Regions from separate parts of the Homo sapiens genome. Here region 2 is linked to region 1. A link is a contact called in ENCODE Hi-C or POLR2A ChIA-PET data. All regions are on one chromosome and are shown on one strand. The core of a region is the stretch at or near the end of the contact, and the rest is flanking DNA. Distances in the headings are between cores, read along the strand shown. Region 1 holds the start of RANBP2 (RAN binding protein 2). Region 2 holds the start of SULT1C4 (sulfotransferase family 1C member 4).

Region 1 (3,017 bases), core at 407-2,906:
TGTTAAATTTTGTTTTAAAAGTAAGATTTTAATATCCAAATTCCCAAAATAGACATTTTTGAAGATTTGGAAAATACAGACGGCTCAAAATCTTTACATTATTACTGTTAAATTTTGGTATGTTCTGTTATTCTGCTAGTGAAATATATATAGATTTGGGGGGGCTATTCCTTTTCCTTTTTTTTTTTTTTTTTGAGACAAGGGTCTCACTCTGGTGCCCAGGATGGAATGCAGTGGCGCTATCACAGTTCATTGTAACCTGGAACTCCTGGACTCGAGGGATCCTCCCGCCTCGACCTCCCAAAGTGCTGGGGCTACCAGCTTAAGCCACTGTGCCAGGCGAATGGCTATTCCTATATACACAGTTGACCCTTGAATAACATGGGTTTGAACTGCCTGGGCCCGCTTATAAGCCGACAGAAAATACAGTATTGGAGGGGCCTGCATATAGAGAGGTCTGACTTTTCCTCTAAGTGTTCCACCCGCAGGACTGACTGCGGGATTTGAGAATGCGCGGACTTCTTCTTCTTCTTTTTTTTTTTAGGAAGTCTTACTCTCGCCCAGGCTTGAGTGCAGTGGCGCGATCTCAGCTCACTGTAACCCTCGCCTCTCAGTTTCAAGCGATTCTCGTGCCTCAGCCTCCCGAGTAGCTGGGATTATAGGGGCCCACCTCCACGCCCAGGTAATTTTTTGTATTTTTAGTAGAGATGGGCTTTCGCCATGTTGGCCAGGCTGGTTTCGAACTCCTGACCTCAGGTGATCCGCCCGCCTCGGCCTCCCAAAGTGCTGGGATTACAGGCGTGAACCACAGCGCCCGGCGGAATGCGTGGATTTTGGCATAAGACGGTGGTTCTGGAACCAATCCCCCGCCGAGATGACTGTTTAAAAAATTGTAATTGTCCAAAACTTAATATTTGTGGTCTTTTTCATTATGCAGTTCTAAATCTCCCTTTTTTTTTTTTTTTAAATTCAGACGGAGTCTCCCTCTGTCGCCCAGACGGCGCAATCTCGGCTCACTGCAACCTCCGCCTCCCGGGTTCAAGCGATTCTCCTGCCTTAGCCTCCGGAGTAGCTGGGACTACAGGCGTCCGACACCACGGCCGGCTAATTTTTTGTATTTTTGGTAGAGATGGGGTTTCCCTGTGCTAGCCAGGATGGTCTCGATTTCCTGACCTCATGATCCGCCCGCCGTGGCCTCTCAAAGTGCTGGGATTACAGGCGTGAGCCACCACGCCTGGCCCTCATTTAATAAGATATGAATTTAAAAATGTATGCTTTAGTATTCACACATGTCCGATGCAACGTATTTAACCAGTCATCTCCAGAAACTTTGTTCCAATTTACACGTTCACCAAATTGGCCTGAGTGCTTTTTTTCTTCCAATGCATTGCGCACTTATAATTTAGAACAAGTGACCAAAACGCTTAAGAGCCCATCACGCAAATTGTTATCTGCTGGAAATCTACGCCCTAGGCTGTGGACACTGGCGGCCGAAATCTGATCCCGGCTTGCCAAGACACCCTCAGAGCACGCGGCGCTGCCAAGAGCCTGGCCGAGTGCAGCTCGAGCGCCGACGTCGCCAACGTGGCGCACACTGCTGACGCAGTACGCAAGTTCGTCACAGTGGTCCTCCGCCGGCTGCGCCGCAAGTTCGTCACAGTGGTCCTCCGCCGGCTACGGCGCTGCGTCACTGGTTTGCAGGCGCTTTCCTCTTGGAAGTGGCGACTGCTGCGGGCCTGAGCGCTGGTCTCACGCGCCTCGGGAGCCAGGTTGGCGGCGCGATGAGGCGCAGCAAGGCTGACGTGGAGCGGTACATCGCCTCGGTGCAGGGCTCCACCCCGTCGCCTCGACAGGTGAGTGGGTCTCGAAGAGACCGACGGCCTCGACCTGGCCGGGCGGCGGCCTCGCGCTGCTCAGGCGTCATGGCTCCCGACGGGCGCTGCTCCCTGGCGCGCTCTGTTGAGGCGCCGGCCGGCTGGCGCAGTCCTGTGGGCGGCGTGGCGCTTGCAAGCGCATGAAGAGTCCTGGGGGGACAGCGGTGGGCGGGAGACCTTTGGCGCCGGCGCTTCCTCTTTCTCCCGGCTTGTTCCCGACGCTTGTTCCCGACGGTGCTCGCTCCTGGGGCCGCCCTGGCCCGGGCTTTCTGGCCGATCGCGCACCCCGTAGTACCCGCGCGGCCTAGTTCTCGGGGGCTTGGGCACCCGGGTGCTGTATCGGCGGGTTTCTTCCCATCTCCTGGACATATACTTTATATGCTGCGGCGGAGGTCGTACCTCCTTGGCCTGGAGGAACCCAGTGGGGACTGACGCAGCTCCGGGTGAGCTTTGGCGGCTGCGTCGAGTGACAAGGTAGGCATCTCAGCGCGGACATTTGCAATGGCCCGACGGCGCAAATGACACTGAAAGTCCCCTTGTTTTGAGTATGAGGTGTTTGTCGCTGTCCCTTTGTAAGGGTCCAGCTCCACTCCGCTCCTCATACTCACCTCCCTCGCCCCCCTCCCCGCCCGGAACACTTTGGTAGCTGCCTTTGCTTAAAAAAAAAAAATTCTAAAGTTCTTACAAATCGTTAGTATGGCTTGCAATTTTTAACCTTTTCCACAAATGTTTTAAGGGTATTTTTCCTCTTTACATGTAAATAATGTGATCTATTTTGGATTCAATAAGACTTTAGTAATTGGATCTAAAGAGTGACGGAAGAAGCTATTAAAGGTGGATGTGCGCAGAATCTTGAGTCAGTTTGCTTTGGCTTGAATAATCACAGCACTGTCGTTTATAAGCTGGGTATTTGGGGCCAGTTACACTTTTCATCCATAGATGGAGTTGTAACATTAATAGAATTTGATAGGATGATCCATTTTAAACATTTAGGGTATTGCTTGACACATAGCACTAAATGTTAGCTACAAGTCACTTTTTATTGTTGATGTTAAAAGGATATTGGCGGGGCGCAGTGGCTCACGCCTGTAATCCCACCACTTTGGGAGGCCGAGGAGGGCGGATTGCCTGAGGTCAGGAGTT
Region 2 (3,138 bases), core at 9-2,508, 340 kb before region 1:
CCATTATTATTAACAGCTATGATTTATTCAACATTTCCCTGTTGCCAAGCATTAAATAAGCTGTTTTATCTCCCCACAACCATGAGGTAGATAATGTTAAGATCCCCAATTCAGACCTGAGGAAAAGCGTGATATGAAACAGAGAAAGATTCTGTAACCTGCCATTGCCCACAGCTACTGGGACTTGGCACAGGGTTCAAATACAGGCAGCCTGACTTCTCTCTGAAGGATGTCAAGCCACAGCCACCATACTCACCTAGTCCCCACATAATGATGGCCCAAGGAACTCGCTTCCTCAATTTTTGCTTAGTTTTACTCATTCATTCTTTCGAGAAATAGAAGAATGCCAGACACTAGGCATACAGCTATCAAACAGTGAGAAAACAACAGGCCCCATTTCATGTGCCTTAGAGTGTAGTGAAGGAGACAGAAAATGCCAACAAGTAAACACGCAAAAACTAACTGTCAATGGTTGCTCTAAAGGAACACAAAGTGCCATGAGCAAGGAAATAGGAGGGACCTACTTGAGATGACATAGAAAGTCAAAGAAGGCTTCTCCAGAAAGGGGGCATCAAAGCTGGGACACGAAGAAAGAGAATCAGACAGCCAGACACACAAGAGCCGACAAGATCTCCAGAAGGAGTGCTGCCATGGGGAGCAAGTGTGGCATGGCCCTGGGGTGCAGGCCAGGCCGGGGGCAGGGACTGAAGCAAGTTGTGAAATTTCTGATTATCAGGGGCAGAATGGATTCCTAAGGCAGCCACTGTCTTCTGTTAACTCTGGAGTTTTCTGCATCCCTTTTGCTTTAAATGAGGCATACATGTTTTCATAGCTGTGATGAAACCCCTACAATTCTCCAGTTTAGCATTATTTATTTTACTCTTAAAAAATAACAAAGCTGACCCTGGCAGATGTTTGTACTGGGAGATTCAGATCCATCCAGGCCCCCACTGTTAATAGCCCACGGGAAAGTCCCTGCAGTCTCTCAGGGAAGTCATTCTGTGTAGAATCTGTAATTTCACAGGCAAGTCCTGCAACTTTTTAATTGTTTAAAATTCCCAGAAGGAATAATTACTGAAATTATCTATGAAGGGTTTAATGGACACAGACATGAGAGCTATAAACAATGTGATACTATGTCCTGTTAACTCACAGAGAACGGAAGGGCTGGAACGGGACCCAGCCAGCAGGGTTTGTGACCGCCTCTGCTGTGACGTCACAGCCTGGTGAGGAGGGGGCTGCAGTTCCTCAGGAAACTGCCAGTGGACAAATTCATAAACAAGAGCTCCAGTTCCCTGGAACCTGAGTCGGGAGACCTGCAGCTCACTTTCTCCCTGTTTGCTGGCCAGCAGGGTTTGTGGCCGCCTCTGCTGTGACGCCACAGCCTGGTGAGGAGGGGGCTGCAGTTCCTCAGGAAACTGCCAGTGGACAAAGTCATAAACAAGAGTTCCAGTTCCCTGGAACCTGAGTCGGGAGGCCTGCAACTCACTTTCTCCCTGTTTGCTGGCCCAGACAGGCCTGTGCTAGAGGGCTGGATAGTGTGGTAGTGTGGTGGATAGAGTGCTGCCTCTATCCACAACGCAGCCATATGCTGACTGAAGATAACTTTGTGTCTGGAAGAGCCCTCTGATTTCTTACACTAATGGCCTTACACGACATGGAGGATTTTACATTTGATGGAACAAAGCGCTTAAGTGTCAACTACGTGAAGGGAATTCTTCAACCGACAGACACCTGTGACATCTGGGATAAGATCTGGAACTTCCAAGCCAAGCCTGATGACCTGCTTATTTCTACCTATCCTAAAGCAGGTAGGTGGAAGGGCTTGCAGGGGAAGGGGAAGAGGAGAGTTAGGAAGGTAAGTGGAAGTATGCATTAGTCATGAAATAAAGAAGTTGATCTGGAAAACTCTGGACAGAGTGATATGGCTAAGGAAAGTTACTAGTGGAAACTGAAGCTATACCGAAACATACTAAAATGACATACAAATTTTTAGAATTCAATCTTCCTATGATACTATGATGTACTTCCTTTTTTTTTTTTTTTCACTTTCCCAGGAGAGAGTGAAAACAGTTAAGAGCAAAAGGGTAGACTTGTTTATTTATTCATTCCCAATCTAGGCCCTTATTGTAGATCTTGTAAAAAGCTGCTTTGAGTGTGTGAGCTAGAAAGGTGATCCTGAGTCTGATTTGGGAAAGAAATAGGGGAGCTTTGGTTCTGCAATGCTGATATCACCTCAGCAGCCCTCCCATCTCAGGGTCTGAGAACCATCCTTCTGATTTCCACCTTCCTTTGTGGTAAGTTTTGAACCAACTGCCTTATCTCAACAATCAGTTTAACAAAGTTGTCTGTAAAAGTAGGACTAGCTTAAGCCGAGCCACCACGTCATAAAAATTGGGTGATGATGAGGTGGAAATAGTTCTCTATAAATATTTTTGCATATCTACATATCTACTAGAAATACATTACTGGGTCCACACACAAATTGTATATACATTTGCTCTTTGCAAAATCAAGCTGTCAAAAACTCTTGTTATACACACACAAACACACACACATCAAAAAATCTAAACCTCAGTATTTTCTGAGACTGTTCAAAATCCTCTTTTGTTCTTATCTCTCAAGATCCTGACAGAAGATTCTGCAGGCACATGGAGGCCTTGGTCTCTTCTTTGTCCATCTGTTTCATTTTGGTCCTGATTTCCCAATCTTACTCATCAGGAGCCCATTCAGGATCAAATTTTTCTGAATGTAAATTTCTAAAAGTAGCCACTGGTGAGGATCACATCTCATCATCTTAATTTCATTGACAATTCCACTTGATTATCAATTCAATACATAAATAATCTTTTCTCTATCTGCCAAACGCAAGTACAAAGATATGGTTCATTTAGGTTTTTCATGGCATTAATGAGGTTTAAGCAATTCAAAAAGCACACTAAGAAAATTAAATACTTGCCATCTAAAGTAATATTTAATCATAACTAAAACCATATACATTAATGAAGGCTATTTTATTAGAAGGAAGAAGAAACAAGCATAGATGGCAAAAATAGTTCACCCTAAATTTTTAAAAGAATAATACTCTGAATGACACAAGAAAAAAATACATCATAGAATCACTGGCCTCTAGAGAAT

Evidence for each region. Hi-C counts contacts between places; a loop is a spot of excess contacts on that map. ChIA-PET counts read pairs that join two places held with the same protein, here RNA polymerase II (POLR2A). Pooled maps may share reads with other maps.
Region 2: a pooled map shows a loop between it and region 1 (2.7-fold over the local background). The contact joins the promoter of SULT1C4 here to the promoter of RANBP2 in region 1. A Hi-C loop is called at or near these places in 3 of 50 pooled maps. POLR2A ChIA-PET finds 5 or more read pairs at or near these places in 2 of 52 experiments (WTC11 and activated T-cell).

Annotation. Positions count from the first base shown.
Region 1 is chr2:108,717,826-108,720,842 of GRCh38, forward strand. It overlaps RANBP2 (RAN binding protein 2), which reads left to right and starts at 1,657. Exons shown (of 29, transcript NM_006267.5): 1 at 1,657-1,853. The coding sequence starts at 1,782. RefSeq lists enhancers at 600-1,530, 1,531-2,460, 1,554-1,743, 1,824-1,883.
Region 2 is chr2:108,376,696-108,379,833 of GRCh38, forward strand. It overlaps SULT1C4 (sulfotransferase family 1C member 4), which reads left to right and starts at 1,259. Exons shown (of 7, transcript NM_006588.4): 1 at 1,259-1,811. The coding sequence starts at 1,643.